Regions from separate parts of the Mus musculus genome. Here region 1 is linked to region 2. The links are chromatin loops, found by intact Hi-C in ENCODE. Cell type or tissue: heart. All regions are shown on one strand. Links, peaks and the distances in the headings refer to the core of each region. The heading gives the core; the rest is flanking DNA.

Evidence for each region. Peaks named below come from ENCODE experiments on the same cell type or tissue, not always from the same donor. Only the 100,000 strongest peaks of a DNase experiment are listed, where the experiment ranks them.
Region 1: a loop joins it to region 2, with 1.9 times the contacts of the local background. A loop is called at or near these places in 1 of 42 quality-filtered maps.

Annotation. Positions count from the first base shown.
Region 1 is chr9:32,094,194-32,110,865 of GRCm38, forward strand. All of the region lies in intron 1 of Arhgap32 (Rho GTPase activating protein 32), which reads left to right. Among named protein-coding and RNA genes, the nearest start is that of Arhgap32, 70 kb to the left of the region's middle. In heart, for the core only: no CTCF peak of the experiment used is centred there; no DNase peak of the experiment used is centred there.
Region 2 is chr9:32,024,765-32,041,436 of GRCm38, forward strand. It overlaps Arhgap32 (Rho GTPase activating protein 32), which reads left to right and starts at 7,539. Exons shown (of 23, transcript NM_001370958.1): 1 at 7,539-7,968. In heart, for the core only: no CTCF peak of the experiment used is centred there; DNase peaks (open chromatin) are centred at 5,177, 7,527, 8,207 and 9,367; H3K4me3 peaks cover 3,237 bases; H3K27ac peaks cover 4,949 bases.

The DNA.
Region 1 (16,672 bases), core at 4,928-12,927, 71 kb after region 2:
CTCACGCCAAGGGTCTTTTGTGTATGGTAAGTTGCTGCCTTTACAGTTACTATGCCACGAAGCTTATGGCATATTTTACTTGAAATTTGGAGGAAGTTTCCTCTGTCTTTTAGTGCAGCAGGGCATATCATGTGGAATTAAATGATTAGGTTAAGTTCTTGCCTTTTCTCTGAGTAACGTCCTGTTCCTGGGAAGAGTGGTTCATCTGCATCTCTTGCATGCTGCAGAAAAGACTCAGATGTCACCTTTCCTGTTCTTGCTGGTAGAATGTGACCAAGTAAATTGCCCTGTTGTTTATATAAAGTGCCGTTTGAGGACGCTGCGCCTTGTGGTTTACTTTACATGTCGTACTTCCTCTTGATAGTGGCAAGGGAGAATATGCAAGTCCATAAGAAAGACTTCTGCTACTTAAAGGTGAGTGCTTAGTATGGAGGTTCAATGTATGCTTCACACAGTATTCCTTCCTTGCCTGTTGCCACTCAGCAAACTGTAGAAAGAGTTATCATCGTCAGTATATTCCAGACGTCCTTGATTCTGCATTGCCCATCAGGACGATTCTTCTAGCACTGAGCTCTGCATAAAGAGGCCAGTGATGCTGTGGGGTTAAGGAGAGGAACTGGAGACATCAGTGCCCCGGGAGTATGAAGCTCGTCTGGAAGAAGCAGAAAGAGTGAGTCCAGAATGTGGATTCCTCTGAATAGTCACAGTTGGCATCTACTTTAGGCCGAGACATGTGTCTGTATGCTCCTCCTACTCCATCCTCCCAGGGTCACTGCAGGATGAGTGCAGCACCGTGCACACCAACACAGAAGCAACAGTTTCAAAGCCTTTTAGTTTTAATAGGATTTTAAGAGGGAACAAAATTCAAACGTGTTTTCAGCTTACCTTCTTCATGTAGAGTTCTCATTCACTGACTGACTGCCTCCCTCTTTTGAAATAGCATCTCATTGTAGCTCAGTATGGCCTCCTGAGTCCTGTAATTAGAGACACACATTGCCATGCTCACTTCTGAATTTTTCTTGCTCAAGTTTGGAATTTATTGTTGACATTGAAAGTCATGTTATACTTATTAAAAGTTTATGTGATGATTATATCAGAAAATTCAATCTCTGAAATAAGAATTTGTGGTTTTTACACAGCTCACTGCTTGGTGTGTGTGTTTGTGGGGGACAATGCAAAATTTTAATTTTCTTTATATCATGTTGTTGAAGAAATTATGCAGTTTCTAAATCATACTGCTTTTATTTTTATTCCTTGTATGCCTTCTCTCTCTGATAATTAGGATGCATCTAATCTTCAGAGTGCCTGGTCTTGCCCTCATGGCCTCAAGGTAGCCACGCACTTAGGGCATGTAGTTGTCCTCTGCTTGCCCTTGGAGAACCCAGTTTAGTTGTGAGTCTCAGAGTTTAAAAACTACCTTGAGTAAATCTACTGTGTCCTTCCACCTTGAGAACCGCTCCCCCTGTAGGCATCTCAGTTTTATTTGTAAGATAGTTACCTTTGCAAATTCTCCACAGAGCCAGACTTAAACTTTAACTTGTAAAGGAATCAGTCATCAGGAAGTTGTTTGTCATGCAGATTTCCGAGCCCTAAAGTCTAGGTCTAGAGTTAGCCAAGGACCTTGTGATTTTAGTGATCCTTGGGTACTGGGTAAGTATCGCATTGAGCCAGACTTCATTCTGGAAGGTGGCAGGTTCCTGTTGAGAAAAGTCTGACTAAGGCAAGGTAATATTTAGAGGTCTCCCCTGTTTCCTAGTTACCAGTTTTTTTAAAAATCTAAGTTATTGATTATTTTAAAAGAGGAGCTGTTGGAGAAATAGATTATTTTTGCCATTTCTATTGAAAGCAAAGTGGTTGAGTTGGAAAGATTGGAGGTGGGTGTAATTATAGTTCTCCTAGAATTCAGTTTTTATTTGGTATCTGTAGTAGGCTCTCTTGGGGCCAGAGAGTACCTTTACATCTTGCTAATTGGTACTTTGACTCAATGCCTTCCTCTGTTGTCCTGCGCTGCCTTTGCAAAGGACACCCTCAGGCTCAGCCTCCTGCCCTTAGCGCATACTTTATGCTCCTCACTGGCTCATGAGGCTGGTTTCTCTGACCTTAACAGGTATTAGGAGTCATATTTGCACTTTCCTGCAGAAAGCCGTGCCAGTTTTAGTGGTAAACCCAAAAGTGAGGCTTTTGTTTTGTCCAGAAGTGAAAATGACGTGTTGTTCTTGTTGCACTGTTTGTAGACTGAGTTTCCTACCTTCTCCTTTGCTCACAAAGCTTATTCCTATGTTTTCCTCTCAATTATGTTTTTCCTTGCTCCCACGCCACACGCAGACACTTCCTTTCTCTTGCCTTAAAACTCAGTCCCAGTGTTATCTGGTTTGCTTTGACTGCTCTGTGTTCTCCTGGACACAGCAAGTGGTGAGCGAACACTGTAGAGGGATTGAGCCGAAGTGTCTCAGTCAAGGATACGATACTCCGGTTTTAAAAGTTAATAGAGTTCCAGAGCCTGTTCCAAATACAGGAAGAGCATACTCATTGTTCCATGGCCAGGCCTGTCAGGTCTAGTTTTCTTAAGCAGTTTATGCAAGTCCTGTATCTGTGGGACCTTCCTTTTCCTGGTAACTAATTCCTTGTCCTTGTTTGCTCATGAGCTCGAGGGTGAATTGATGTGACTGAACACAGGGTCGCCAGGATTTAGGTTTTTCCTTAGCAAAGAGTTATCGAGGTAGTCTTCTGTTGAAGCCTAAAAGGCTAAATTATGCAAAATGAGGTTGAACATTGTATATGTTAATGATTAATACAAATGTTAATCTTCAGATTTTAGGGTGTTTTTAGTTGTACATAAGCTCTGCTTATATCTATTTTTTACTGCAGGGATCTCAATATTAATTATTATGTGGTCAAAAGTAGAGCTGTGGTCTGATTTGTTAAAGCTTGAGGCTAGGAGCCTTATTGCTTACTTTCATAATTAAAATGCTAATGCTATTAAAGTGATTACAACATTAGAAAAACTTTGAATGTTGCTGGAAAAATAATTATTTCTAGGCCAGAAAAGTATTTCCAGGCAGCCTGAGAGCTGGTTTGAGAATGTGGTTCTCACGGTGCGTGTCTAAACTCTGCTGTGCTGCTGGTGTGACGTGGGCATGGCAGAGCAGATCACAGGGAAGCCAGAACATAGGCTTAACCTTCTGTTTACCACGGGTGAGAGGAGGGGTTCTGCACATAGAACCTAAAAATGCCATATCCTTACCTCACTCAGAACAAGGACTCTTGGAGGAGATAGGCTCAGTAAAATCCTGTGGGAACATCATGGGCAAAGTATGAAAAATTAAATTTTGTGTATCTTCCTGTACCCATATAGCTGAAGCTCGTATCTGTTTCTCATGAGGAAAAGTATAGCTTCCAAAATGAAGCTTTTTCTTTTTAAAACTAATGCTCCAGCTAGAAGAGGAGAAGAAAAAGTTAAAATTTCAGCTATCAAGTTCTTGAGAGAGAAATCTGAATTAGAAACCTAATGAGAGTGTAGTGTCCCTGCTCTAACTCAGCCTGTGTGTACTTGTGAGTGAGGAAATGTATCCCTTCTTCATGACCCTGAACAGCTAGCTGATGTGGGGTCTCTCTTTCTGGCTTCCCTTCTGTCTTAATAGCGATGCTAAGTTAGAAGTTTCTGCAGGGTTGGCTGTGGCACGGAGCCTGGAGGAGACTTACTTTTTTTGCTTCGTTCTGATTTCTTCTCACTACGGATGTCTGCACCAGCTTTCCCACCAGCCATTAGACATGCAGATGTGAAAGTCAGCTTGTAGTGCTTACCTTGCATTGCCTCCCAGGCTGTGGGTAGGGCCCTTGACCCTGTCATACATTGTCTGGCTTTCCAAGCTTCCCATAAAAAGCCTGGGTGGAAGCGTCCATAACCTTTGTGACTGTTGTGTTATGTATGGCTGCAAAACCTGTATCACACGGGCAATTCTAAAGTCGGCTGTTAGTTCCTGTGGTAGCTGAGCTACCCTGGGACCATAGTTATTGCAGGCTTTGGGTACCCAAGTGGCTGAGCACCATGAAAACAATATTGGGGAGACAACACTGTTTGTGGTCCTGTGCCAGCAGGGTGTCTTGAGACACTCATTATTATTATTATTATTATTATTTATTATTCAAACCTACACCCTCAAGACTACAAATGGGCTTTGGACGTTCCTAGCTTTTCCCAAGGCATCTCTTCTGTTGTCCTAGAGTGTCTATGCTGCTGCTCTTAAGAGGATGAAAAGTTAACAGGGTTTTTGTTTGTTTGTTTGTTTTTAATTTATTTTTACAAATGAGTTTGGGTCTTTTTCCTGCATGAATGTTTGTTCACTGCTAGCATGCGGTGCCTGCAGAGGCCAGGAAAGAGCATTGGATGCTTTGGAACCCAGTTAAGGGTGGTGATGAGCTCCCATGTGGGTGCTGGAAGTGAACTCTGGTCCTCTGCAAGAGCAGCCCAGTCCTCGTAACTGCTTCTTTTTTTTTTTTTTTTTTCTTTTTTAGATTTATTTATTTATCATATGTAAGTACACTGTAACTGTCTTTAGACACACCCGAAGAGGGCTGTCAGATCTCATTACGGATGGTTGTGAGCCACCATGTGGTTGCTGGGATTTGAACTCAGGACCTTTGGAAGAGCAGTCAGTGCTCTTACCCGCTGAGCCATCTCACCAGCCCCCTCGTAACTGCTTCTTAACTGCTGAGCCACCCTTCCAGCCCTGTTTGTTGCTGTTTTCCGTGTTATCTCTTAATAAACAGTGGCTGCTTCAGTCCAGTTCACACAGGCTTATCTGACCAAACTGCAGGTACTTCTGCTGCGCTGTTTTTCTTTCTAATTACTTCTGAGAATTTGTTCCAAAAAAGCCTGTAAGATCTATGTCACAGCCTGAATCCTGTGCAACCTTGAAATTTCCACCACTAGATTTGATTAGCGAGTTGCCTTTAAAGTCATTCAGAGTCTCAGAATATGATAAAATGTAAGCAAATTCTTTGTCAGATTATAACATGAGTGGTTTCTAGTCTAATTTTCAGTGGAGTTGACTTTGGCCTACCCACACTTTGGTCTGTCATAGACGCCCTTTCTGGGGTAAGTAGACCTGTATGTTACATTTCCCTAGGAAAAGTCTGTCTGTCACACAATATTATATGCACATATGAATATTACATAAACATTTTTAAAGTAGACAGCTGGTTTTGAAAAACAATTTATTTAACACTTACTGTGTTGTGACTACAATGTCAAATCTGTTGACCATATTGTCACACTTAGTTCTTAAATTGTTCTTCTCAGGTTGGTGCTGGTAATCCAGTTTTTCAGTGAGGAAATTGAAGCTTAAGTTAGTTTCTGCCCGAGAACCCAGAGTAATAAGTAAGGTTCATATTTGACCTTCTCGAATCTAATTACTTAAGCTCCTTTGTAAAGTTACACACACACACACACACACACACACACACACACACACACACACGAGTGCACACCCCTTAGCTTGGGTTTGGGTTTTTTTAACTTATAATTAAAGATATTAAAACTATTTTGAATTATGTGTATGTATATAGGGCTGTGTACATATGGTGCCCGTAGTGACTGTTAAAATACCCTAGAGATGGAATTACACAGACAGTGTGAGCTGTCCAATGTGGATGCTCAAAACCAAATTTGGAACCTCTGCAAGAGCACTGTGTGCTCTAACTGCATAGCCATGTGTTCCACCTCTTACAGGGTTTGTTATAGTCAGGTTCTCACTCTGTGGATCAGGCTGGCCTCGAACTTGTGCTGCTCCTCCTGCCTTTCTGTTCCCAGTACTGGGTTTGCAATTATATATTAGTTCAAAGTTGTCAGATATCAGAAATGGAAGAGACTTTTGGATTTGCCATTTTTTTTGAGACAGGGTTTCTCTGTGTAGCCCTGGCTGTCCTGGAACTCACTCTGTAGACCAGGCTGGCCTCGAGCTCAGAAATCTGCCTGACTCTGCCTCCCAAGTGCTGGGATAAACGGCGTGCGCCACCACTGCCTGGCTCATCTTTTTTTTTTTAGTATATATTTTTAAGAAACATGAGAAGTCATGTCAGAAAGCACTTCTTAGGTATAGTTCATGATATATAAGTTCCAGAGAGAGCTTCTGTGTACATAGTTATAGAAGACAGAAGTTCTAGAAAGTACTTATAGAAGGGAGATACCCTTTTATACCAAACCCAGTATTACTCACCATTAGATTCAAAATAGTTTTAGATTTACCTAAAAGTTCAGAGATTCAGGAGAGTTCCGACCTTCCCCACATCGAATTTGACATCTTATGGTAATTAATATGGATGTGTTGGAGAGAACATGAGGGGACTTGGAGAGGGGAATAGGGGTAGCTATGACCACATTCACTGCACAGCTGTATGATAGTCTCAAAAATATGTTTTCGAAGACTGGTTTTGTAAAGTGAAAGGAAAATCACTCCTCAGGACCAGAACTGTATAGCCGTTTCACGTCTCGGTCTGTCTCAGGACTGTTTAGTTCAAGGACGAAAGGGCTGCTCACCCAGTGCTAAGGGACTTTGCACGTAGAGAACAAAATAAATGCTGACTGGAGCTTTCAGCTAGTCACCTAGTGGGAAAGCAAACCCTATCAGTGCGAGACTGAGAGCAAGAATCTTGGCGCTTGTAGTGTGCATCAGGAAGCTTCCTTCTCACCACAAAGCTCTAGTTATGGGAAAGGAGGAATTTTTCTTTTCACTTTTTAAAAAACACATTCTTGGGTCTTTGGGGGACAAATTGTTGTAATTTAAGCTATATCAATGTCAGTTGTGCCTTTATCACTGGTGGGGCTCAACTCAGCTCTAATTTACACTTCTCCACTAACTTTTCCTAGTTAAATGCTTTCATGAGTCTACCTTGGCTGGTGAATGCTGCCACAACCCTAGTTTGTAATAAAAATGGAACATTCTAGATCACAATTGGAGTGAGTTAAGCAGCTTTATTGAAATATAATGCCATCTGGTCCTTCATGGTTTAACATGTAATATATGTGTGTATATATTTCTGTAATCCAGAAAGCAGTAACATTCTAATTGGGAAACAACATTCAATTTACATATAAAGAAACAAGTCTTATTTGTGTTATAAAATTAAATTTGATTTCAGTTTATATTTTGACCTGGCTTTCATATAGTTATCCACAAAAAGTATCAAATTTTATTCCTCAAATTTTATGTTTCATTAAACTGTACTTCAAATAAAATATAATTATAGGATCTATATTTTTCACTTTACTTGAAATGGCAATGATGTCAGTAAGAAACTGCATAATCAAGAAATGTCCCCAAGGCTCTCAGCATGCTGTTAAATGAAAGTCAGGAGCAAATCATAGCCTCTTCAGTTAATTCAGAAATATATCAAGGGGGTGTCTTACTTGGCACAGAGGATACCCTTTACAACCTATCTTGTCTGTTTTGTACGTGACAGCATGTGCACATGCAGTTAGTAGATAAAAGTGAATAGACAGCAGTTCAGGACGCACCCCAGCACCCTCATGACTGTAGGCCATGCTGAGAATGGTATACCTCCCTACCAAAGGAGAAACAAACAGAAACACCAAGCCAGGCACAAACCCATTGATCTACAGTGGTGTCCTGCTTGGAAGATACACTAGGGCAATGCACAATGCTTGTAGAAGTAACCAACCAGTGTCTGATTTGACTTAAGGCTCACTTCATGAGATGGAACCTATACTAGACACTACTTGGGTGACTCAGAACCTGACACTAGGTAGCCCAAGGACCTAAGGGAAAACCAAATACTAGTGTTATGAAGGTTAAAAAATATATATAGTAGCAATAAAATGACTCCTAATGATGTTCTGCTATACTCTTAGATCAGTCTTTTGCTCAGCCATCACCAGAGAAACTTCCTCTGCAGCAGAGGGGAACACATACAGAGATCCATAGCCAGACATTACAGAGAGTGAGAGACCTTGGAACACTCAGCCCTAAATGGATGTCTATGTCAAATCCCTCCCTTCAGGACTCAGGGAACCCTGTGCAAGAGGAGGTGGAAAGAGTCTAAGAGCCAGAGGGGATGGAGTGTTTCTCTCTCTCTCTCTCTCTCTCTCTCTCTCTCTCTCTCTCTCTCTCTCTCTCTCTCTCTTTCTCTAAATCAACAGGATCAATGCACACATAAACTCACAGAGACTGCAGCAGCATATATAGGGCTTGCATGGGTTTGTACCAGATGGAGTCCTTGAGCTAAAAGGAGAAGTGGACACATATTCCACCTCTAACCTAGAAGATATCTGCAATTGATAAGCACTTGCAAATGAAAATGTACTTTTCTCTGAGGGAGTCTAACTGGGGAGACTCTTAAGGGTAGGCAGCATATTTCCCAGGAGATGGACAACACAAAGTGAACTCAATGGCATCATTGGTCTTTATTTTTTTACACACCATATTTTATTTTCCCCTCCCCCACCCACCCTCCGACAGTTCCACATCCCATACACCCTCCCTGCCTCCCTGTCTCCATGAGGATGTCCCCACTCCCACCCTACCAGACCTCTAAGCTCCCTGGGCCTCCAGCTCTTGAGGGTTAGGTGCATCTTCTCTGACTGAACCCAGACCCAGCAGTCCTCTGCTGTATATGTGTTGGGGGACTCATATCAGCTGGTGTATGCTGCCTGGTTGGTGGTCCAGTGTTTGAGAGATCTAGAGGGTCCAGGTTAATTGAGACTGTTGGTTCTCTTACAGGGTCACCCTCCTCAGTTTCTTCTAGCTTTCCCCTAATTCAACCACAGGGGTCAGCAGCTTCTGTCCATTGGTTGGGTGCAAATATCTGCATCTGATTCTTTCAGCTGCTTTTGGGTCTTCTGGAGTGTGGTCATTGCTAGGTCCTCTTTTGTGAGCACCCCATATCCTCAGTAATAGTGTCAGGCCTTGGGACCTCTCCTTGACCTGGATCCCACTTTGGGCCTTCTTTTCTTCAGGCTCCTTTCCCTTTACATCCCTGTAATGTTTTCATACAAGGAACAGGTTATGGGTCAGAGTTGTGACTGTGGGATGGATGCCCTGACTTCCTGCTGGAGGTGGGCTCTATAAGTTCCCTCTCCCTACTGTCGGGCATTTCATCTAAGGTCTCTCCCTTATCTTTTTTTTTTTTTTAAAGTGTATTGGTTGTTTGGTTTTTTGAAATAGGATTTATCTGTGTAGTTCTGGCTGTCTTGAAACTCACTGTGTGGATTAGTCTGACCTCGAACTAAGAGATCTGTCTGCCCCTGCCTCTCAAGTGCTGGGATTAAAGGCATGCACCACCACTGTCTGGCTGGGAGTTCCTTATAATGTCCATGTCTAGGCTTTTTTTAAAATTATCTTATTTTTATTTTGAATATATATCTTCTTTTTAGCCTACAGGTCCTTTGTGTATATTATGGCTTCCAGTTTAATTTTATTTATTTAAATACATTTTCTTTCTTTCCACATTGTAGTTTTCTCTCTCTCCACTCTTCCTAGTCCTTCCCCCTCACTTCCCCTCTTGCACCCCCTCTCCCTGCACTTCCCCTCCATTTCTCTTCAGAAAATGACAGGCCTCCTGTGGATAGCAACCAACCATGGCCTATCAAGTTGTAGTAAGACTAGTTACCTCCCCTTGTATTGAGGCTAGAAGAGGCAACCTCATAGAAGGAAAGGGCCTCAAAAGTAGGCCGAAGAGTCGAGACATCTCTTGCTCCCACTGTTAGAAGTTTCACAAGCAGACTTAGCTACACAACTGTAACAGGTGCAGGGGGCTTAGGTCAGTCCCATGCAGGCTCCCTGGTTAACTGTTCAGACTCTGTGAGCCCTGGGAGCCCTGTGGGCTTTCTATGGGTTTTCTTGAGGTGTCTTTGACCCTCTGGCTCCTGTAATCCTTCTCTGTTCCACAGGATTCCCTGAGTTCTGCCCAATGTTCAGCTGTGGGTCTCTTCATCCGTTCCCATCAGTTGCTGGGTGAAACCTCTCTGATGACATTGGGTTAGGTACCAATCTATGTGTATAGCAGACTAGAATACTTTTCCATCTGTGGTCTCTGGGCTGTCCAGCCTCTGGATCCTGGCCCTCCATGGATTGTCAGGGGCGAGCTTCCTCTCATGGCACGGGTCTCAAGTTGTAGTATTTACAGATAGCACAGAAATTGTGGGAGTTGCCAGCCAGTGACTGTTCCAGTTTAATGTTTTTATGGAATTCCTAAGCGTGTCTCTCGTGCCTTTTCCTGGGCTCTCTTCCTTCTGTTTATTTTGTTCAATTCCGATGTTTTAATTTTTATTTTATTTTGTTACTGTCTCTTAGAAGCTAGTTTTCTGAGAGATTAAAAAGGGGTGTTTCTGAATGAGAGGGAGGTGGGAAGGAGTAGAGGGTGGGGAACCCATTACCAGGATTTGTTATCTGAGAGAAAAAAGCTATTTTCAGTAAAAGGAAAAAGTAGTCCCTTTAAAAAAAAACTAACCAAGCCCAAATGAAGTAAATAAATCATACATTACTGAAATATAAATATTAGACTAAAATTCTGAAAGTGCTCTTTGTGCAGTTGAATTAAAATTTCATATCATAGGAAACATTTTTCATGTGCATCTCTTTCATAATCTTACATAAACGATGGGACCGATTTATGTGATAGCAAAGCATCACCGTGGACGACATCAGGCTTGGCTCGTAAGGAATATGGGGGTGGCTTACCAGGGAAGTGAATAGTCCCTGGAGTATAAAATCAGCTCTCCCTGCATGTCCGTGGATAGATGAACCTCCTCTGCCCCCCTCCGCCTGTAGATTCGAAGCTACCATGAAGAGTATTTAGAGCAGTACTTTTGAAAGCATGACAGGATAGTTGGGAATGAAAAAGTAACTTGAAATTTTCTCAGTGAAAGAGACATTTAAAGTGTTTCTTCCTAGGTGACCTAAGAGGTGACTGCCTACCCTGGGGATTATGTGACCCTGGACGACCATCAGTTTAGTACAGGGATGTGGAGTACAGGGACTGTATCTTTTCCCTTATTATGTCATTAGACCTTTGGAGAATATGAATGAAAATGAAATATGAAGACTGACCACAGAACTGTAAGACAGAAAAGATAAATGCATGGATTTGAGTTTGTTTTTTGGTTTGTTTAGCTGACTTTAGACTCTTTTAGACTCTTTATGCACATATCTGAATCTATGCAATTCCAGTATGTGCTTATCGTTGTTAAAGGCCTTTGGGTTTCTCTGATTGTTTTTATTTTGTTCAGAAGGAAAAATGTACTCACCTGGTTCTTAATGTCTCAGACACCTGCCTGAGACAGTCCATTAGGCAAGTGCTTGCCTGCCTTTCTTTTCTCCTTGTTTTCAGATTTGACATGGAAGCCCCCTTGAACTTATGGGTTCAAGTGAGCCTCCAGCCTCATCCCTCCAGGAGCTGGCACCACAGGTGTGCCACTGTGCCCTCAGATGGCGCCTACCAGATGTCAGTGAGGCAGGAGAACTACTCCCTACATGGCCTCATGTTTAATTTCAATGATGTTGAATGCCCTGGCACCTAGGTTTCATCTCAAGAATGCTTTGTAGAGGAATATTGATATCTTTACTGATATTTCCAGACATTCTGGCAAACGGTTTGTTTGTCTCAAATGTGATTTTGTAGTGTTATATGTGGTAGGGTTTTCTAAAATTACTGTTTAATAAAATATAGTTTTATAGTGAATGTGATCCTCAGTTTTATGATTTTAAAAGTTGTCCTTAGGGAAGAAAAAAATCTTAATTTGCCTTTGCTATCACTGAAATTGTTTTTGTGTATGTATGAGTGATGTGGCATAATACTGTGTGCATGAGTGTGTGCATGTGTGTTTCTGTGCAGTTGTGCATGTGACATGATGTGGAGGCCAGAGGTTGATGTTCAGCATCTTCCTCAATCATGTTTACCTTAGTTGTTGAGACAGGAGACATTCACCTTTCGTGAATGTAGATAGTATCATAAATTTAGCTGCTGAGACTCAGAGACTCTTCTGTCTGCCTCCTCAGGGTGGGGGAGATGCACACCGCTGTGCCTGGACCACTGTGCCTGGGCTTTACGTGGTTTCCAGGGATCTGAACTCAGATACTCATGCTTGAACACACACCACGTGTCTTACCACACACCACATGTCCTCATCTTTGCCACTTTTTAAGAGAATAGTTCTCTCATCCCCCCCAACCCCCGGGTCTTTCATGTCCCAGGCTGGCCTCAGACTCTGATCCTCTAGTTGCAGCCTCCAGAGCACTGGAATTATCCATTTCAGCACGTTTCAGAGCTTCCTTTTGTGGTTTCTGGAATAATAAAACCAGCGTTTCAGTTTTGAAAAACCTGTGATTGTATTTATTTATTTATTGTATTTATTTATTTATTGTATTTATTTATTTATTTTAAACTTACTTTTTTGTGTGTGGGTCTTTTGCGTGAATATATAGTGTCTGTGAACCACATGTGTGGTTGGTGCCCTCAGAGGCCAGAGGGTGTCATCCTCTCGAATTAGAGTCACAGATGGCTGTGTGCTGCCCTTGGGCGGTAGGAATTGGATCCAGTCCTCCAACCTCTGAGCCATCTCTTCACTCCCCCCCCCCCCCAGTCTTCTGGTCTTGACTAGCAGATAATTTTTTAATATATTTTTTATTACGTATTTTCCTCAATTACATTTCCAATGCTATCCTATAAGTCCCCCATACCCTTCCCCCGACTCCCCTACCCACCCACTCCCCCTTTTTGGCCCTGGCGTTCCCCTGTACTGGGGCATATAAAGTTTGCAAGTCCAATGGGCCTCTCTTTCCAGTGATGGCCGACTAGACCATCTTCTGATACATATGCAGCTAGAGACACAAGCTCCCGGGGGTACTGGTTAGTTCATATTGTTGTTCCACCTATAGGGTTGCAGACCCCTTTAGCTCCTTGGGTACTCTAGCTTCTCCATTGGGGGCCCTGTAATCCATCCAATAGCTGACTGTGAGCATCCACTTCTGTGTTTGTTAGGCCCCGGACTAGTCTCACAAGAGACAGCTATATCTGGGTCCTTTCAGCAAATGCTTGCTAGTGTATGCAATGGTGTCATCGTTTGGAGGCTAATTATGGGATGGATCCCTGGATATGGCAGTCTCTAGATGGTCCATCCTTTTGTCTCAGCTCCAAACTTTGTCTCTGTAACACCTTCCATGGGTGTTTTGTTCTCAATTCTAAGAAGGGGCAAAGTGTCCACACTTTAGTCTTCGTTCTTCTTCAGTTTCATGTGTATTACGAATTGTCTCTTATATCTCAGGTATACTAAGTTTCTGGGCTAATATCCACTTATCAGTGAGTACATATCATTTGAGTTCTTTTGTGATTGGGTTACCTCACTCAGGATGATGCCCTCCAGGTCCAATCATTTGCCTAGGAATTTCATAAATTCATTGTTTTTAATAGCTGAGTAGTACTCCATTGTGTAAATGTACCACATTTTTTGTATCCATTCCTCTGTTGAGGGGCATCTGGGTTCTTTCCAGCTTCTGGCTATTATAAATAAGGCTGCTATGAACATAGTGGAGCATGTGTCCTTCTTACCGGTTGGGACATCTTCTGGATATATGCCCAGAAGAGGTATTGCGGGATCCTCCAGTAGTACTATGTTCAATTTTCTGAGGAACTGCCAGACTGATTTCCAGAGTGGTTGTACAAGCTTGCAATCCCACCAACAATGAAGGAGTGTTCCTCTTTCTCCACATCCTCGCCAGCATCTGCTGTCACCTGAATTTTTTATCTTAGCCATTTTTTGTTTGTAGCCCCTAAGCTACTTCAAACCTAAGAACTTAGTCCTTATGCAAACAATGCAAACATAGAAAAAGGTTTCTCCTAGGTACCTAGATTCTCCATTTCCCTGTGCCAGCCTTCCCTCCTTTCCTCTCCCTCTCTCTCCCTCACACACACACACACACACACACACACACACACACACACACACACACAAAGCCGGCCTTCCCTCCTTTCCTCTCCCTCTCTCTCCCTCACACACACACACACACACACACACACACACACACACACACACAAACGTACTCTTACATCACCACCCAGCAGCGTTCTTCCCTAGATTCTAACTACCTAAATGCTACTGATTTTAACAAAATTAAGTTCAAATTAAAATAATTTTTACCTGAAGGTTTGAATGCTCAATAGGCTTGATACTCTCAAAACAACTTGCTTTTAAGTTGTTAGTGACAAGCCATCTCGGGGAGTAGCTTTGAATCGGTTACTAAGGAGAGTGTGCCAGCTTTGGCTCTATTAAGGCTAAACCTTTCTCTTCTAATACAGTGGGATTTTCAGGCAACAGTTATAACTTGTCCACCTTAGGTAACCGTGCTGTGACTATGTGTTCTTGTAGTGTATCATTTCTAGAGATTTGTTGTTACACCTGTTTTATTATTATGTTCTTTGCTATTAAGAGGGGTAATGGATTCAATTTTGAATAATTTCTGTTCTTTTGAAACTTTGGTTTTCTAAATTTCATGTTTTAGATGCAAATTTGCCATCCTTCTCTGAGCTTCATTTCTTTTTGTCATCTGTCATTTGGTTTGAAATGTGAGTGCTCCTGTGTGAATTTTAAGCTAATATTTTTAAAATCACACTAATACTGAGAATTTAAATTTGGAAGCAACAGCATAGATAGTAGTCATGGTAGGCTGTGTGAGCAGGAAGACCAGCACACTGGGGAGTCCTCCTTTCCGATTGTTCTTTGAAGAAGTCCGTGTTAGTTTGTGATTGCTTGCAGGATCTATTGCAGTATTAACTTCTCTGGACTTGACCTGCTGATAGAAGGTAATATACTACAGTACCAGTTTTCTGCTGGAGAGTGGAGCAGGGAAAAATGTAATCCTCCTTGGTCAGACTGGGCCTGATGGGCCTGCACAGGATGGACTTGAAGGTCGTGATATTTCTGTTTTATTGCCTTAAATTTCTGACACCATGAGTCCATGTATTTTTATATAATTCAGACTGCATGCTGAAGTAAACTGTCTTTGGTCTCTTGATTCCTAACAGTCATGTAATCTCGAAATTTAGCACACTAGAATGGGTGGTTCCTGATTTTCAACTATTTTCACGTAGCAGGTCAGTTCATCCTAGTATGTTAACTGTTTTTCTAGCCTTAGAAAGATTCTAAGTTTCTATTCTCCACTGCAAGGATGTTCTATAGTTTGCATCCATTCTGTGTTGTTCTTGGGAACTAAACAGACAGTGGTACCAAACATGGATTGTGATTGTCTTTAGTTGACTGTGGGAGAGCAGATGTTGTAGGTGGGGGAGAAGATAAAAGAACCCATTTAGGTTATAAACCACTTGGCATTCGAAACTTTTTTTATTATCACAGGTCTTGAAGAACTGCCCATTTATACCTGGTAAAGCATTGTGAGAACAGGTTATTAGTGGACACTATGCATGTATACATATGAGAAGTGTGTTTGTGTGTATGTGTGTATTGTGCACACATGTGGTTCTTGTTCATTTAATATTTGTTTTAGAAGACTGGTAGATAGCCAGAAAATACTAAGCTAAAGTAACCTTTGGAGCCTTTAGGAATTTATAATTTTGGGCAACACATGAAGCCCGGATGTTTAATTATCATCATGCTCTGTCTCCCTAAAAAGGGTGAACAAAAGTAAATGGAGCAATGGAGGAGGCAGGGAGTCTTGAGACTGAAGAGACCTGCGACCTGTCATACTGTGGGTGGACGGTTTCTGACTTAGACAGGTGAGTGATAGAAAGTAGAAAAAGGTTTATGATCATTAAAACATTAAATAGTAAAGCTATTTACTGACTGGTGTTTCAGGGAAGGAATTATCACTTCTCTAAAACAGTGATATTATTTAAAATGTTTTAGAGTTCAAGCATTATGACCTAAGTTTAATTTTTAGTACCCACTTAAAAAAAAGCAGCCTAGTGTTTGCATGAGCTCGTAATCTCAGCTCTGGAGGCAGGAACAGGCGGGGTCGATCCCTAGGGCTCACTAGCATTTCAGGCTAGCCTACTGAGCAAGCTCCAGGCCAGCAAGAACCCACTTCCAAAAGCAAAGTGGTTCACACCTGAAGAATGACCTCCAAGGTTAATCTCACCTCTGTACATATGTACGTACACACACATACAGGTGTTTTAAAAAGACATTTTGACTTATTAAGATTAAGTGATATCTAGGATTTGCTTACATACAAGTTGGTGAGGTCAGTGGAAATTTCTCAGTTAATTAATGATCTAAAATTTTTATTGCATATACTGTGTGCATTTTGGGGGGAGGGAGAGACAGATAGAGAGACAGAGACAGACAGACAGACAGACAGACAGACACACAACACACACACACACACACACACACAGAGTTAATAGGAGTCAGTTTCCCGCTGTGTTGAGACCTGAGGATTGAACTCAGGGTGTTAGCCTTGGGAGTAAGCACCTTTACCCACTGAGCCATCTTGCCAATCCTTAGGAGGAAGAGGAGGAGGGAGAGGAGGAGGAGGTGGTGATAGTCCTTCTTTTCCTCCTCATCCTCTTCTTCCTCCTCCTCTTCCTCCTCCTCCTCCTTCTCAACCCTTCGAACACTTCTTTAATCTCAAACAATGAAGGTAAAGGTAGTTTGTAGAAGGAAGTTCCTGTGTTTGAAAGTGATGTCTAATTGAGTGGTAGA
Region 2 (16,672 bases), core at 2,878-10,877:
GTTTGAGAAGTATAGGTGAACTCTCAGCCAACATGTATTCTGAATATAGCAGGAAAACCCAGATGCCTTAGACGGTCTGATGCATTTCAGTTCTGGAAACTGGAAGTCATAAAAGACAAGATCGTGGGAGGGGAATTGCTGGGAGCACCCTGGGAAAGCAGCAGCCTGGGGTTGAGTGACCTCTCTTTGATCTTTCACTTTCCCAAGTCACTTTCCCATGCTTTCCCTCCACACTGGCTGCAGTTCTTTAGCTCTAATAAAAAAGGCTTTGGGGTTGGGAGCATCACCACGTGTCTAAGACCAGTGCTGATGCGGCAGAGCTGAGCTTGGAGGGAGGAATGGCGCATTCAATGTGTTTACAGTAAAAAAGTGTGTGTGTGTGTGTGTGTGTGTGTGTGTGTGTGTGTGTGTGTGTGTGCACGTGCTCGTGCATGTGTATCTTCTCATAGTAGCATCCCACCACAGTCACAGCTACCAAAAGGATTTAGTTGTAGATTCTCCCAAGTCACCTCAATTAAGTATGCCCTCTAAAACAGCCTGGTTGCTGGGGTACACAGCTTCAAACACACTCAGTACTATCCCAGTACTCAGGAGCCAGTTTGACGCCAGTCTACACAGTGAGTTTCAGGACAGCCAGGGCTACATGGAGAAATCCTGTCTTAAACAACAATAACCAGCCAAACAAACAAGCAAGCAACAAAAAGCTCTGTACTACGCTTCCCTCCAAGGCATTTTGGTGCCTCTCAAAATCTCATATCCCAAAAATGTGATAGTTGCCTTTGTCCATTAAACTTTGCACAAAGCTCCACTTGGTTGTGCTTGATAAGAAACAGAATTAACATATTATACAAATGTGCATATTTCAGTGCTATTCCTTTCATTTTCTGTATCGCATCTAACTACAAAATGAATTATGTGTTGTTATTCTGATTCTACAGAGTACAGGATCTCACGTAGGTGGCATAAAAGATTTATTTATTTCTTATATGTAAGTACACTGTAGATGTCTTCAGACACTCCAGAAGAGGGAGTCATATCTCATTACAGATGGTTGTGAGCCACCATGTGGTTGCTGGAATTTGAACTCAGGACCTCCGGAAGAGCAGACAGTGCTCTTAACTGCTGAGCCATCTCTCCAGCCCCCTCATCCTGTCTCTTGAGCCAATTTTCATTGCTCTAAGAAAATACTTGATGCTGGATAGTTTATAAAGAAATCAGGTTTATACAGCTCATAGTTTGGGGGCTTGGGTTCCTAAACGGTGTGAGTTAGCTCTGGTGAGACCCTCTACCGCCATGGTGTTACATCATGGCATATAGTACCATGGCTGGAGTATATGTGACCAAGAGAGATCACATAGTGAAAAAGGAAGCCAGAGACCAAAGAGGAATCACATTAACTCTTTGGTCATAACTGCTCTTGAGAGAGCAGGGTTCTAGGAGAATGAACTTAATCCCTTCAAAGGGCAGGCCCCTGTAGCCTAACAAACTTCCACTAGCCCTCACCTCTCCATTGTTCCAACAGCCAGGCATGGGGGTACACAGTTGTCATCCAAGCTATGAGGGAGGCCTGAGGCAAGAGGATGACCTAAGCCCGCAAGTCTGAGACAAGTAAAGACATCACAGAAAATGCCTCTTAACATGGCCACACAGGGAGCGAAGGATGGGATAGAGAGGAGGCTAGTTAACCTTTTATTATATGGACCACATAGCTATCTCAGAAAGCTGGTTTTGTTGTTGTTGTTGTTGTTATTGTTTTTTTGGTTTTTGTTTTGTTTTGTTTTTTTCTGATACCTTTAAAGATGCTGATTTCTAAAACAGAGTATAAAGTCAGCTATTTCAATGTTCTTTATTCTTTTTACTTTAATTTCTTTATTTTATGTGTATGGGGTGTTTTGTCTGCATGTATGCCTATGTCTTGCATGTTTGCCTGGTGCCTGAGGAGGCCAGGAGAGGCAGAGGATTTCCTGAACCTGGTGTTACAGATGGTTAGAGGCAGCTATATGGGTGCTGCTAATCAAGGCCAGATTCTCTTGAAAAGTAGCCAGTGTTCTCAGTTGCTGACACATCTCTCCAGCCCTCTTCCTTATCCTTCAGATAAGACAAAAACAGTTAGAACTACAAGAGTCATTGTTTCCAGATTTTCTTTCTGTTTTAAAAAAATATGTTTTTTTCTCAAATTTTCTTTCTTCCAAAGCATTTTCACAGTTATTGAATTCTTCTACCATTATGATGGTCATCTCAAGAAAATGTTCAGGCCCATTTCACAGATGGAGCGAGCGAGAGAATCTAAGTGATTTGTACAAATGTATGAGGTAGCATAGGACACAAAATGAAAAATTTCTGCATTTCTCCTCCATATCATGATCATTTTCATTTGGAACGAGAAATCACTGCTTATAATTTGGCTTTAATTAATTCTGTGTCTTTAAATTTCAACAAATAAAATCTAATTGTGGGACTCTGGATGGCTCAGTGGTAAGAGTGCTCACTATAAAAGCAAGAAGACCTTATTTCAGATCCCCAGCACCCATGTTAAAAAGCTAGGCATGGGCTGGGGAGACGGCTCAGCAGTGAGAGTGCTGGCAATACAAGCCAAAGGACTAGACTTCAGACTCCCAGGACCCATTTAAATGGCAGGTCCTCCTGAGAGTGGTGGCAGGGGATCCAGGAGGCAAGCTGGCTAGTGAGAGAGACTCCCTGTAGAGATGCCCTTTTCATCTGCTTGAGAGACTTCACCTCATAGAACAACATGAAAGTGTGACAGAGGGAGGTTCCTAGCATTAACCTTGAGCCTCCACATACGTGCACACATGAGCACACATACACATACACCATACACACATATACATGAAACAAAACCAACAAAAGCCAAGTATGACGTCATGTGTCTATAAACTTAGTGTTGGAGACAGGCTGGTCCCAGGAGTTTGCTGTCTGTTCAGTCTAGCCATACAGTAAGGTTCAAGTTGAGCAGGAGACCCTGTCTCAAAAAATAAGGTGGAAAGAAACAGAGGAAGACACCCCACTCCCTTTGCTAAACTATTTTTTAAGACTCTCCAGATACTTGCTTTGCTTTGCAAAATATTTAATTTTGTAATCTGAAGTTGTTCCCGTTCGCAATCCTACATAGTAACAAGTAACAATAGATAAGCGAGTTAGTTTTTTCCCTTGTTTCCTGTTAGTACCATTTATCAATATGGACACAGTGGTACAGAAACAAAGCCGCTGCCCTTGAACTCCTTACATTTTAATGAAAGAGATTTAAAAAAAAAGTATCGGTTTCACACAACAGCGGCACAGTGATGAGTGCTTTGTGAAAGGAAGGACGGGAGGCCAGAGGAGACAGAAACTTTAAAAGCCAGGAAAACGAGGCTGCCTTGAGGAATAGTGGGAGGCAGAGGTGAGGTCGGTGCCAAGAGAATGACAAAGGTAAAGAATGGATAGGTGGGCGGGGCTTAGGGATTGGAAAGGCTGGAGGAAGAGCTTCCGGTTTCACCAGTAGTGTGGTTAGAAGCAGGGAGCCCTGGAAGGCTCCAAGCAAGGAAAGTTAACCATTTGAAAGACATTCTCAGCCTGATGGTGGTGGTGGTGCATGCCTTTAAGTCCGGCAGGGGAATCTCTGTGAGTTTGTGGCTAGCCTGGTCTACAGAGCTAGTACCAGGACAACCAAGCTTACACAAAGAAACCTTGTCTGGAAACAAACAAACAAGCAAACAAACAACCGCATACTCTGTTGGCTGTATTGAGACTAGCCCTTGGGAAGAAAGAGTGAAAGCTCACTGGGTAGAGCGATCTCAAGACTCTTCCTGGATGTGGATGGCTAAGCAGGAAGGGATTATGTAGATTATAATTTTCTTTTAGGACCGGAAATGTAGCTGGGTAATAGTAAATGTTTGTCTAGCAGTATGTGTAAGATATGTAAGATCTTGGGTTTGATCCCTGGGCCTTCACACACACACACACACACACACACACACAGACACACACACACACACACACACACACACACACGAGACAGAGAGATACACACACATACAGAGAGAGAGACAGAGACAGAGAGAGGGAGAGAAAGAAAGAGAGAGAGAGAGAGAGAGAGAGAGAGAGAGAGAGAGAGAGAGAAGCTGAACATCATGGTGGCACATACCTGTAAACCCAGGACTCAAGGAGCAGAAGGATAGCGAGTTCCAGGCTAGCCTGAGTTACATAATGAGTTTGCATTTGAGTTACACAGAGAGACCCTGTCTTTAAAAAATGTTCTGTTTCAGATACATCAATTTTGAACTATCCAAGCATAGATGTCTGGGAGTCAGCTGCATATATAAGTCTGGAGCTCTGGGAGAGGTCAGAGTCAATGCATGGAATTCTATTTAAAGCCTGAAGCTGGAGACTGCCCAGGATGGGAGTGTAGATAAAGAATAGGAAAAGCCCAAGGTCAGAGCTCTGAAGTCAACATTCAGACTACTAGAGGACAGAGGGATGACAAAGGACTTGAATGATTCAAAAGCAAACATGCAGACAGGTGCAGCTGGTGTCATGGTTTTAAAAAAGAAAGAAAAACCGCTTTGTGGGAGAAAAGTGATGGGTGAGAAGATGAAAAGCTTATCATTTCAAGTGCACCCAGATTTGTCAAACCCCAATGAAGAGGACACCGTAAGTCCTTAAAATGTCTCCCAATGGCTAGGAGAAATGCTTCAGTTAGCAAATCTTTTTGTTTGTTTGCTTGTTTTTCAAGATGGGTGTTCTTTGTGTATCTCTGGCTGTCCTGGAACTCCATCTATAGACCAGATTGACTTCAAACTCAGAGATCTGTTGGCCTCTGCCTTCCAAGGGCTGTGATTATAAAGGCGTGGGTCACCACGCTCAGAAGATAACAAGTGTTCAACAACAACAACAACAACAACCAAACTTCCTTTGTTGCTCTCCCCCTTTTAGAATGGGAATGTAATATGGAGCTGGTCTCTTGGTCAGAAAAATAAATACACAAAGCAATGTCATTTGTCAGCTTGGGAAAATTCTCTATTAAGCTTGGCCCACTCTTAACAACTTGCTTGTCTCAAGCCAGCTGTTGAGTATTCAGTTTTGGGATTTAAATAAGCTCCTTTCTCTCCTTCTCTACAACTCAAGGTTAGGCAAGTGTTACAGTCATCTGTGAGGCTGCTCTTTGGCTGGCTTTTCTTGTCTGCACTGTGACTCTGCTTCTCAGCCCTGAGAGGACTGCAATGCAACAGATCTGAGATGCAGGGAGGGAGCCCAGATGCCACCTCCTGGAAGATGACAGTGCCAAGGCTGAGCGAGGAGGCCAGCCTGAGGCATCCAACAGCTTGGGGTGGGGTGTGCATTCCTCTTTCCTTGTAAATACCGAAGCAAGTCACACATAGAAAGCAAATCCTATCACTTAGCTTTGTTTTATAGTTGGATAGACTTTTTCTTTTTCTTTTTTAATTCTTATTTTTAGGGAATGTTGCAATTTTTGTGATTTATAAATTTAGTCGCTGAGGATATCAGGAAGACCGAGGTACTTGATTACTGGAAGTATATAGAATACCAAGGTCAGATGTGAACAGAACTGCCCAGTGGTCAAGCCTTGGGTTAATACGCAGGCTTAGCACTGATAAGCACTGACACAGAGGTCATTCGGAGGATTCTTTCCAGCGGGAGGGAGCAAGGCTCGCAACAGACAAAGGAGGATCAGAATCCCTGGACTTGCCTGTACCTCTCAGAAACCCCGGAATCCATTCTTTCTTCAAACTAGATAAAATACAAATAAAAATATAGTTCCCAAAAGACTTAAGAGGATTTAAAACACTATATATACATATCTATCTATCTATCTATCTATCTATCTATCTATCTATCTATCTCCTAAACCCTACCTATCTCCTTTATCTATCACCGAAGCCTAACCCTGGATTCATCTAATCATCAAACAGTCAGTATTTCAGGGTTTTATGTAAGACTTTAGGACATGAAGGCTTTCTGACTGGAATGCAGATGGACTCCGGAGGATATGAGCTGAGAGTAGTCAATATACCATGCCCTTGGGCAAAACTGGCCTCCTGTGGTGACCCAGTTCTTCTTCCTCTCTTGACTGCCTCGGGTATCACAGGAGAGTCACATTTCATGCTCACCATTCCCCAGACCAACACAAGTTACTGGATTCATTCTTGTGCCTCGGGTAGACATTGCTCACTGGGACCCAAAGGGGAAGTTTGGATTTGGTAAAAAGAAAGAAAATTCAATTTCAGGTTTTCAGAGTTCCTTGTTTACCTTCTCTTCAAGAAGACCCCTAAGATCCTTCTTCCAGTAGAGGGCTGAGGTTCATCTACCAAACATGGCTTCTTGATGTTTCCCATCCTAGTCTGTGTCTCTGCCATTCACATTCCACAGCTTTCCTGGTTCTATGCTAGAAAACATGTAGGCTATTTACCCTAAAGTAACGTTGGTTCTACTGACACTGTCAGGAAAATGGAATTACCATACATGTTCATTACTGTACACTCTCTAATTTCTCCCCAGGATGTGGTAAAATCCTGGTTTGTGTGTGCCCTTGAAATTCAGCTAATTGCGGTCAAGGCCATGTTTTACATTCAATGACTCCCACTGAAATGACTAAATGCTGAGTGGACCCAATCACTGCAGTGACATTAGATGATGCAGTATTTGGCATTAATAGGCTTAAACATAAAAGCAAGTTACGTAGGTTAACTGCTCCCCTTGCCCCCAACATTTCGATATGGAACGAGTCAGAAGGACTAAAAGGTATATAGATTAAAAGGGGGAGAGGGGGATGATGGAAGCTGCGGTAGAGGAAAATCAGACTATCCAGCTATCTCTCCTGCATTTTGTCATTCTGATGGTCGTTGCAGGTGGAAGTGCTGTTCAGCCTTCGGAGGCGGAACAAAAGAACCATGGAAGAATCAAGGGCAATGGCATCCAGTCAGGGGATTCCTAGGGAGTCCCTCTGTATCCGTCTCTTACCACGCACCTTCAAGTTCCCTACTCTTTCACCCTTTCTTGCCCTTCTCCTCAGCTACACCACTTTGAATTTGCTGGTCCAGAACTCTGGATGAAGAAGCTAACTGAGGGAACTCTCAGGCACCCTGCCCCTCAATTCCAAAATATAAGCGGTGCGAGTTCATTCTAGCCTCCAAGCAAGCAGAGAGCACGGGCGGAGGATCTCCTGCCTAGCGGCAACGACCCCTTCCCTCCCGGGTGCAGGGACAGGATTGTAGGGTCAGCAGTGGGAGGAGAGAAGCCACTGCCGTAGTCTCGGACGATGCCTTTTCCTGCGGCGGCTCTGGAATCTTTGCCCCCCCACCAGGACACAGAGGCCGAGGGGAGGACAGCCAAAGTGCAAGCCCCAGGGCGGCCACTCGGCTCCCCTCTTCCTCTCCAAGTGGCCCCCAGCCGCGCCCCCCGCCGTGCACATGCTTTCCCGGGACAACAGCAGGCGAGGCCTCGATGCGCGCGAGGCGGCCGTGCGCGCGCTCCTTGCGCCCTCCTCGCGCGTGCTCGTGCCCGCGGCCGCGGTGGCGCGCCTCTTCTCCCGCTGCGGGCGTCGCGGGTGCAGAGGAGGCGGAGCGCTGGAGGCGGAGGCCAAGCGGGCGCGGACCAGCGGGGCGGGGGCGACCCGAGGCGTGCGGGCGAGGGGGCTCTGCAGCGCGCGGCGGCGGCGGCGGCGGCCCGGGGGTCGTGACGGCCGCGGAAGGGGAGCGCGCCGCTTGCCTGAGGTGCAGACCCAAGGCCGCGGCCCGCAGCCGGCGCCCCCGCGCCTGACGGGGCGGCGAGGCGGGATGAGGCGCTGGCGCGGGGGGCGCCCGGCCGAGCCCCCGCGGCGGCCCTGGGCGGCCCGGCGCTAGGCGCGGCGGCGGCGGACGAGGACGGCGGGCCCAGCCCGCGGAGGGCAGACACGGAGCGGAGAGCGGCGCGAAGCGACGCCGCGGCGGCGCGGCGGGGCCGCGGGGCTCGGTAAGGCGCGGGCGGGCGGGCGGGCTGGCCGGGGGCGCCGCTGACGTGGGCCGCGCGGCGGGCAGGGCTGCGGGGCCTCCTAGCTTGGCCGGCACCGGTGCTTCTGGGCGTGCACGTTGCGATAGGATGCTCTTGGGGGCATCTCGGGTCTCTCCCGCCTCCCGGGGCGACAGAACTGCGTGCCCGCCACCTCTCGCTAGCATCCCTCGGCGAACTGGGCGTTCCGACGGCCTCCGGGCCTGCTGCGACGCTTCCCGCCCGAGGCCGAGTCCGGCAACTGCGCCCCTCCACGGGGACCCGGCTGCTCCCGGAGGAACCCCGGCGCGGGTAGGGGCAGCGGAGCCAGCGGTCTCCGCTCCCTGGGACTCCAGTGGAGTTTCTCCTCTTATTCTAATTGGTTGAAGTTGCTGTTTCAGTTGGACATTAGTGATGACTTAGTGCCTCTCTCTTCCCCCTGGCTTCCCTCGTCACCTCCCGCGTACTGCGTTACCCATTTTGTTGACTAGAGTAAATATTTATGTTAAAGGTTTCGTGCCTGGCGTAGAGGACACTGGAGGGAGAAAATCAGACCTGATTTCTTAGCTTTAGTCTGGATCCTTTAGATCCTTACCTGCAGTTGAGACTTAGAGAAAGTGGTGGGAGGAGGAGGCCCATCTCGGGATGCTTGGGATGGTCTCCTAGTTATCCTTTAGGAAATAGAATTGGGATAATTATAATCTTGATCGTATGCAGAACTACAGTCAAGCTGTAAACTGCTCGAGGCACTGCATGATGCTACATGGATAGCTGGGCCGTGGCACTGTTGTCAGCATCTCTTTTATTTTCCATTCTTTCAGAGTTTTATTTGGCGCAGATTGAGACCTTTTAAGTGCATCTGAATGGGCAGAACTTTTCTGATACATTGGTTGCTTATGTAAACACTGCCATTATTTGTGTGTTTCTATTGGAAGAAGAAAAGGCAAACGGTGCTTGTCGTAACTGGCCCTTGAAGTCCACAAACTGCTTAGTTTGATTCAGTGACTGGGTTTGTGGGAATATTTTTGAGTAATGATGCTTGTGGTTGGTGAATGCATTTTTTTCATTATTGAATGAACTGACGTCTACATTTGTTCCTTGGCCTTGAGTGGGAAGGCATCAGGAGCAGCAGTTGCCACAGCACAGCCTCAAGAGTTCAACCCTCTTGCTGAATGTTCTTGTTCATCGGGTTGTTTGTAAAGATGAGGGATGCTGATGTGATGTGATTCCCATTAGCAGGGATGTCTGGAATCTGATTCATCCTAAAGATAGCTATGGTGGAGCTGCTCCTCAGGACCAGAAGTGAGGTTGGAACTGTGCTTAAGCCAGTTAATCCGTTCTTATCGTGCTCTGTGTGGCAGTCTCTGGAATAAAGCAGCACTTTGGACAGAGGCTTGTCCAGCTGGAGCTATGGTGGCAGCCTAGATTGCTTATGATCCTGCCCATGGAGATGGGGGCAGGGTGACACGGGGTGGGGGTGGGGGCAACAACGTATGTGGGACAGAGAGGAAGTGTTAGTTGGAGAACCGTGGTCAGTTATATAACAGTTTTGTTTCCGAGGGAGAGGCTAAGAACCAGCAAGGCAGGCTCAGCTGTCATTAGAGCCTTTGATGTCGGGTTGAGTTCCAGTAGTAGTTATGTTCCTTTTATTTCCCTTTCCCAACCCCACATTATTTTTCAGTCACCAGAAGCTTAGCCACAGTTGGGCTGAGACGTTAATGGCAACGAATTCGTTTCCACTTCTTTCTAATTCGTTGTTTCTTTTGCTTTTATATTGAAGATGTTTTTATTGTTGCCTTTTCCTCTTTGGGTGACTTTTTCCTTCATTTCTTAGGGCAAGGTCTTGGAGATTCTAGCTTGGCCTCAACGTTGATCTGTAGCAGTGGACAACCATCAAATTCTGATTCCACTTTCTGATTAATGTTTAGATCACTAGACCCCATTTATATGGTGCTTTGTGCATGCTAGGCCAGCACTGTACCATCTGAGCTCCATCTCCATCAGATGGGTTTTCCATCAGAATATTCTCTTTCTAAACTGACTGGGCATATTATCTGCATAGTATATATAGACTCACTGTTTCTTATAGATGAATTTAATAAATGTCAGGGACTAGCAGATGTTTTTCTTCATAAGACAGTAGCAAAAGAAAATGACTAAACATAGCATCTTTAAAGGCTAAGACTAGCATCCATGAGAATTTTAAGGGTTTAACCAATGAACATGTAATCTGGTATCCATGGAAGCAGTCAAGAGGCAAGTGGACTTGAAGATAGGCCATGGCTATAGTTCTGTTCTAGTTACTTTTCTGTTGCTGTGATAAAACATGACTCAAAATAAACTTGGAGAGGAAAGGGCTTCTTCCAGCTTATAGTCCAAAACTGAGGGAAGCCATCGCAGGAACAGGGTAGCAGGGACTGAAGAAGATAGTGGGAGGAATGCTGCTTGCTGCCTTGTTCCCCGTGGCTTGTCCTTCTTCTTATAACCAAACCAGGACTACATGCCTGGTGGTGGCATTGTTTGTAAGACATTACTTAGGAAAATGGCCTCACAGACATGCCCGTGGGGTAGCCGATAGAGGCACTCCTTCTTGCCAGGTGATTTTATGTCAATTTGGCAAAACAAAACTGACCAACACAATAGCATCCTACTTTCCTGGGGCACAATTGTCATTTCAGAATTTTTGTTTTTAAGAATATGAACTATGTGTGGGAAAGCGTGTACTGCCTTTATACAGTTGTGAAGGGTCAGGTGACAGAAAGCATGTGGCAATGCTTTGTGAAAGCTGTCATGAGGAAGAGAGCACTGTTAATACACACAGTGTTGAATACCATTCTTCCTCACCTGCTAAGGAGGCCTGCCACAGTGTTTTATTAATCTGACTTTTCTTGTTGTACAAGGAGTTGAACCCGGGGGATCCAATGCATGCTAGGCAAATAAACACTCTATCTTTGAGTTCCATCCCTAGCTTTTGAAAAATATTTTAAAAGTGATTTACACAATATAGATAAAGAACAGGAAGTGTTAGATTTCTTCTAGGTCTAAGCTCTTCTGATACATATTTTTGAGGAGAGTCTTATGCAAAAACTATCTTTGGACTTTTAAGAATTTTTTGTTATTCTCAGAAAAGTTAAGTGAGTTGAGACTTTGTTTTTGTTTGTTTTGTTTTGTTTTGTTTTGTTTTTTGAGACAGGGTTTCTCTGTGTAGCCCTGGCTGTCCTGGAGCTCACTTTGTAGATCAGGCTGGCCTCGAACTCAGAAATCTGCCTGCCTCTGCCCCCGAGTGCTGGGATTAAAGGTGTGCGCCACCACGCCTGGCTTGACTTTGGGTTTCTTTAGAGTATTCAAAGTATTCAAGAATTTTTTTTTTTGAGACAGGGAATATTCAAGAATTTTACAAGTAAGAGTATGTAAGCCATAAGGATATTACATATGTAAGATAGTGTGTTTGCCTAGCAGTTGAAGGCCCAGGGTTTGATCCCTAGCACTCTAAGAAACAAAGTTTGTGTTTGTATGCATTTATAGATGTATATGTTTGTGTAGGTGTGTCTGTGTGTATGGTGGGCAGAGGTCAGCCTTAGGTATCATTTCATAGGAGCTGTCCATCATTTTTCTTGAGAGAGGGTCTCTAATTGTCCTGGAGCTTACTATTGACTAGACTGACAGTCAGTGAGTCCCAGGGATTTTTTAATGTATATTCTGGAGATCTGAACTTGAGTCCTTCTCGCGCTTGCATGGAAAGTTCTTTATTGACCAAGTCATCTCTCTTGCCCTCTGCATAATTTAGGTTGGGATTGGTACAATGCTGGCTACAGACCTGAATGACTCAAGAGCTAAGAGAAGGGGACTTGCTGACCAAGGAGTGACTCTGTTGTAGAAAATTTAAAAAATTGTTGGGAGCTAGGGGTTTGACTCAGTGGTTCAATTATAGCACCCTGACTTAGCTTGCTAAGACCCTGGGATTGATTCTCAGTACTCTAAGAAAAAGCTTTACTGAGATACCGTCACATTTATTTATGTGCTGTTGATGGCCGACTTGGCATCCATCAGTAGAGCTGATTGTTTCTGGAGGCAGTGAGTCTAGCAAACCCTAAAGTCCTTATCATCTAATCACTTTGCAGAGAAAGTTTGTCAGCCCCTGATTTAGGACTTTTTTTTTTTTTTTTTTTTTTTTTTTTTTTGCTGTAATTAGCTCAGGTGTTGTTTTCTGTCACAGCCTAAGTTCTGACTTGTGGATCAGCACTAAATTTTATTTTAGAGCTAGATATACCTGTGTTTAAATGTTCATTGTGATATTTATAACATTTGGTCCTGCATTCTGGCATATCTTGGTGATTTGGGTGCCTCCATTGTAACTAGGAAATGGTATAGTCACTATCTGTCTGTCTGCTTTAGGAAGTTGTCCTGGGGATTAAATGAATGATGCCTGTCAAATCTTGATAATGTTGAGAAAACAGTAAACACTCAGTAAGTGAACAGGATAGCTGTAAATTCTAGTGTCAAATGCTGTAATAGTTTTGAGCACAGATTTTAGAGTTTTTTCTCCTTGAGTATTAATGCTACATGGAATTTTATAGAGTTTCCTCTTATACTGAAACTGTTAGTTTAGTTAGGAGCTAACAATGAATAATTTAAAATATGTCCTATATATTCGAATACATATTTATTAAATATAAATATATATCAGATAATTAAGAGAAAAGGGGAAAATGTGTCTGCTTTTCAGAGGTCCTGCTTCTTGGTTATTTCCTAGCGATCTGCGCAGGCTTGCTAGGTGAACTTTAAACACCACTTCTATTTTAGTACTGGCATTTTTTTTTTAAAGGAAAGATGTGTGAGAAAGACCTGTTTTAATTAGGCCAGGGAAGATAACTGTCCCTGTGTGGACTCTGTAATCTACTTCTTAGGATTCGCAGTAACATTTTTGTAACATCTCTTTGGCGTTAAAATAATAAAAGTTATTATTATTACTATCTTATTGTTTAGAGACTTCGATATTAAACTGTTTTCTTAAGTATTTGGCTAATTTTACAGTTTAGAAATAGGATGTGCATCCCAAATACTGATTTATTTAGGGTTAATCCCCATGGAAGGATGAGCAAACAGAAAAAGACTGTTGTTCTGACAGAATTAAACAAAATAGAATTGGGGTCACTGTGGCTTTTGCAGTCCTGCAAATTATGTGGTTGCCTGGCCTTGTGTGATCCTTAATTGAAGTGAGATGAACCAGGGGAGGTAGAGGAGGTGAAAAGTTCCCACACTGCCCTCGGGAGAACAGTGGGTTGGCGGTGGAGTGGTTTTCCATAGTGGGGCAATACTCTGCATCTGCAAAACTGGTAGGTAACAGTTGTAGCACTTAAAAGTGGAAAGGCCTAATATGAGGTGACTTTCTCTCTTCAGGTAAAAACCCAGCAAAACCAGAGATTTCTTAACCTGGCAGGCGAAGGTTGAACAGAAATATTCCCTAAGGGACTCAAGTAGTAGGCTCTGATAAAATAATTACAGTTACTGGGCAAGGGCGCTCTTCCTTGGTATTTAAAGGTACTCACTGTAATCCTACGGTGATAGGCAAGCTAAAGTGAGAAATATGGTGTTTGGTTTAATTTCTCACACAGAAGGCATGAACTAGAAAAATTGTATTTTTAGAAATAAGTCAATTTTTTGTCTTACAGCCAGTTTTTGGCTAGCTTTTCTTCCTTTCTTAAAGATTTTTCATTTTTATTTAGAGGTATGTGTGTGCCACATTTGTGGATGCCCCAGAGGTCAGAAGAGGGCATCACTTCCCCTGTAGCTGGAGATATAGGTAGTTATAATCCGCCTGGTGGGGGTCCTGGGATCTGTTAACTTGGATTCTCTTGAGCAATGTGAACCCTTAACAGCTAGGACCTCTCTCCAGCCTGTTAGCTTTGCTTAAATGTTGTATCCCATTAATCTTGGCTCTTTAGAGGTGGTGCACACTGAAAGCAAAGGTATGTCACCACCATGAGAAAAGGTTAGAGTAGACCCAGGCCGTCTGCAAGCCCAGGCTGGGAGAAACTCTGAAGTATTCCATTCATTGTCTGCAACAGTCAGATCTTTACTTTTTGCAGCCCAGCCTTTATCCGGGGCAGGTCATCTGACTGCACCCTGCGCCTCTTTTCATTGCAAACAGTCAAAGGACTCTTCTGATGGACATGTCCCGTGGTTTTAAAGAACCTGTTATATAAATGCAGTAATCATCCAGAGTATTAAGCCTGCTCCTCCCTTCCCCAGAGCAGCGACTGTTACAGGGAGAGCAGTTTTGAGCCCGCAACCTTGAGAACCGAGGTGTTTGACTCTGCTGAGAGCAGTTCGTGTCCTGGAGTCTCTGCTTTGTCTCTGATTCACTGTCCTCACATACAAAATGAGAGGTCACATTGGAGGTCTCCGAGGTCTTTTTTTGACCCAAAATTCTTTGCTTCTCCTCCTGCTCCTCTTCTCCCCCTCCCCAATCTCCCTCCCCCCCCCATCATCTTGTTGTATCTGTGGTCCTTCACGGCCAGTTGTGGTCTTCACCCGAGAACGAGGGAAACCAAATCTCCCTTATCAGTAGCCACCGTCAAGTACATCTGCAGATCTTGTGTGATGCGACTGCAGTGGAAAAATAGGTAAGAAAGAAGGAGCCTTGGAGTCTCTGTCCTAGGGAGCTGTGTTAGTTAGGAGTGTTTAAAGCAAAACTAGAAGACGGTGGGATGAGGCTGTTTTGTGGCCTGCCTTATTGAACATGTGCATCAGGAGCTGTGTATCTGTGGACTGTGTGTAATTGTGAACTTTGGTTACCTTCTCCTGGGCTGAGAAGTAGCAGCTCTCTAACAGTCTGTCAGTACCTATGTGAGAACTGCTCAGTCCAGCCCATAGGATGGAAGGCAGAAGTTACAGAATTTTAAAAATTTTGTGTTCATAGTTTCTCTTGTGTATGGTATTTGTAGCCACATATGAGCATGCAGGGGCCAGAGGGGGACGTTGGGTATTTCCCTCTATTATTCTCTGCCTTACTTCTTTGAGACAGGTTCTTTGTCATTTTGGCTAGAGTGGCTAGCCAGCAAATCTGCAGGCTCTGCCCATCTTTGTTCCCTATAAAGTTGGCATGTGTCCTTGGCTGTTGAGGATTTGAACTCAGGACTTCATGCTTATACAAGTGTTCTCACCTTTAATTTACTAGAAGTACACTAAAGGGGGCAGCCTTTCTTCTGAGAAGGCAGGCATGTGAGAAGTGACCCTGTTTCTGACGGAGTCTAATCCACAGATCTCCCGCTCCCCATCTCCACCTCATCTGCCTTTCTGTGTGTCTTAGGCATACAAGGCTATGTTACTGGCAAGTCCGGAACTAACTGTTGTCTAGATGCCATTCCTTCAGCCTCCCTCAGGTGTTATCTTGACTGCATTTCCTAGCCTCTTTCTGATAGCTGGGCATGGACATGTGACTCAGTTCTGACTAAATGGATGTGCATGGGAGATCTAGGTCATGGCCTTAGAGAGGAAGCTAATTGCCTTCCACTTCCTCTTCTTTCATTTGTGGATGAGAATGTAGCATGTTCCCATAGTGTTGGGATGTACTACTCAACCTTGTAGTTGAGAGCTTTTCTTTAGAGGGTAGTGGGTAAGTAAGATAGGTCCCTGATCTTTTTTTTTTTTTTTCTTTTTTTTTTTTTTGCAGTGGGGCCATGTTCTTGCCCAGGACCTCTCATTTTCTTGAGGTGGATAGTGAAAGAGGAGTAATATTTGTCTTTCACTGTTACCGGAACTGAATAAATCACCTGCTTCAAACCACCTTTACTTTTACCCCAGCCTTCCTTCTGCTGCCCAATTACTTTGTTCTCTTTGCAGCAGAAACTTTAAAAAAAATTTTTTTTTTGTTTTTTGGTTTTTTGGTTTTTGTTTTTGAGACAGGGTTTCTCTATATAGCCCTGGCTGTCCTGGAACTCACTCTGTAAACCAGGCTGGCCTTGAACTCAGAAATCCGCCTGCCTCTGCCTCCTGAGTGCTGGGATTAAAGGCGTTTACCACTATGCCCAGCTTGCAGCAGAAACTTTTGAAGAGTTGTTTATAGCTGTTTCTCCTTTCCTACTTGGTTCTCTTTAGCTTGATCATTTGGTGTTTTCATTCTACCCTTCCACTGATAATGTCCTTTAAATTTTAGTCTGGGGATGTAGCTCAGTTGGTAAAGTGCTTGCCCAGTGTACATAAAGCTCTGGGTTAGATCCCTAGTGCCAGACAAACTCAGTGTAGTGACACTTACCTCTGATCCCAGCATTCATGGGGGAGGATCTGGAGTTAGAGGTAATCATTGGCTTTATAGATAGAAGGCTGGTACAAATGAGATACTGAATGTGTGTGTGTGTACATATAAATGTGCCAGGTTTAGTAACACATCTATACTATTCGAGCACATGATAAGCAGAGGCAGGAGGATCAGGAGTTCAAGGCCAACCTCAGCTACATAGTCAGTTCATAGCTAACCTGGAAGAACATACTGTTTTTTTCCCAGATGTGGTGGCACACATCTATAGTCCTAGCATCCAGAAAACAGACATGCTTGTCACAAGTTTGAGCCCTGCTTGGTCTAGTGATATCTAGGCCAACCAGGGTTACAAAGGAAAATTATATTTCAACAAAACAAAACAAAAAGGATTTTTATTCATTTATTTGTTTTTCAGTTCTGGGGATAGAA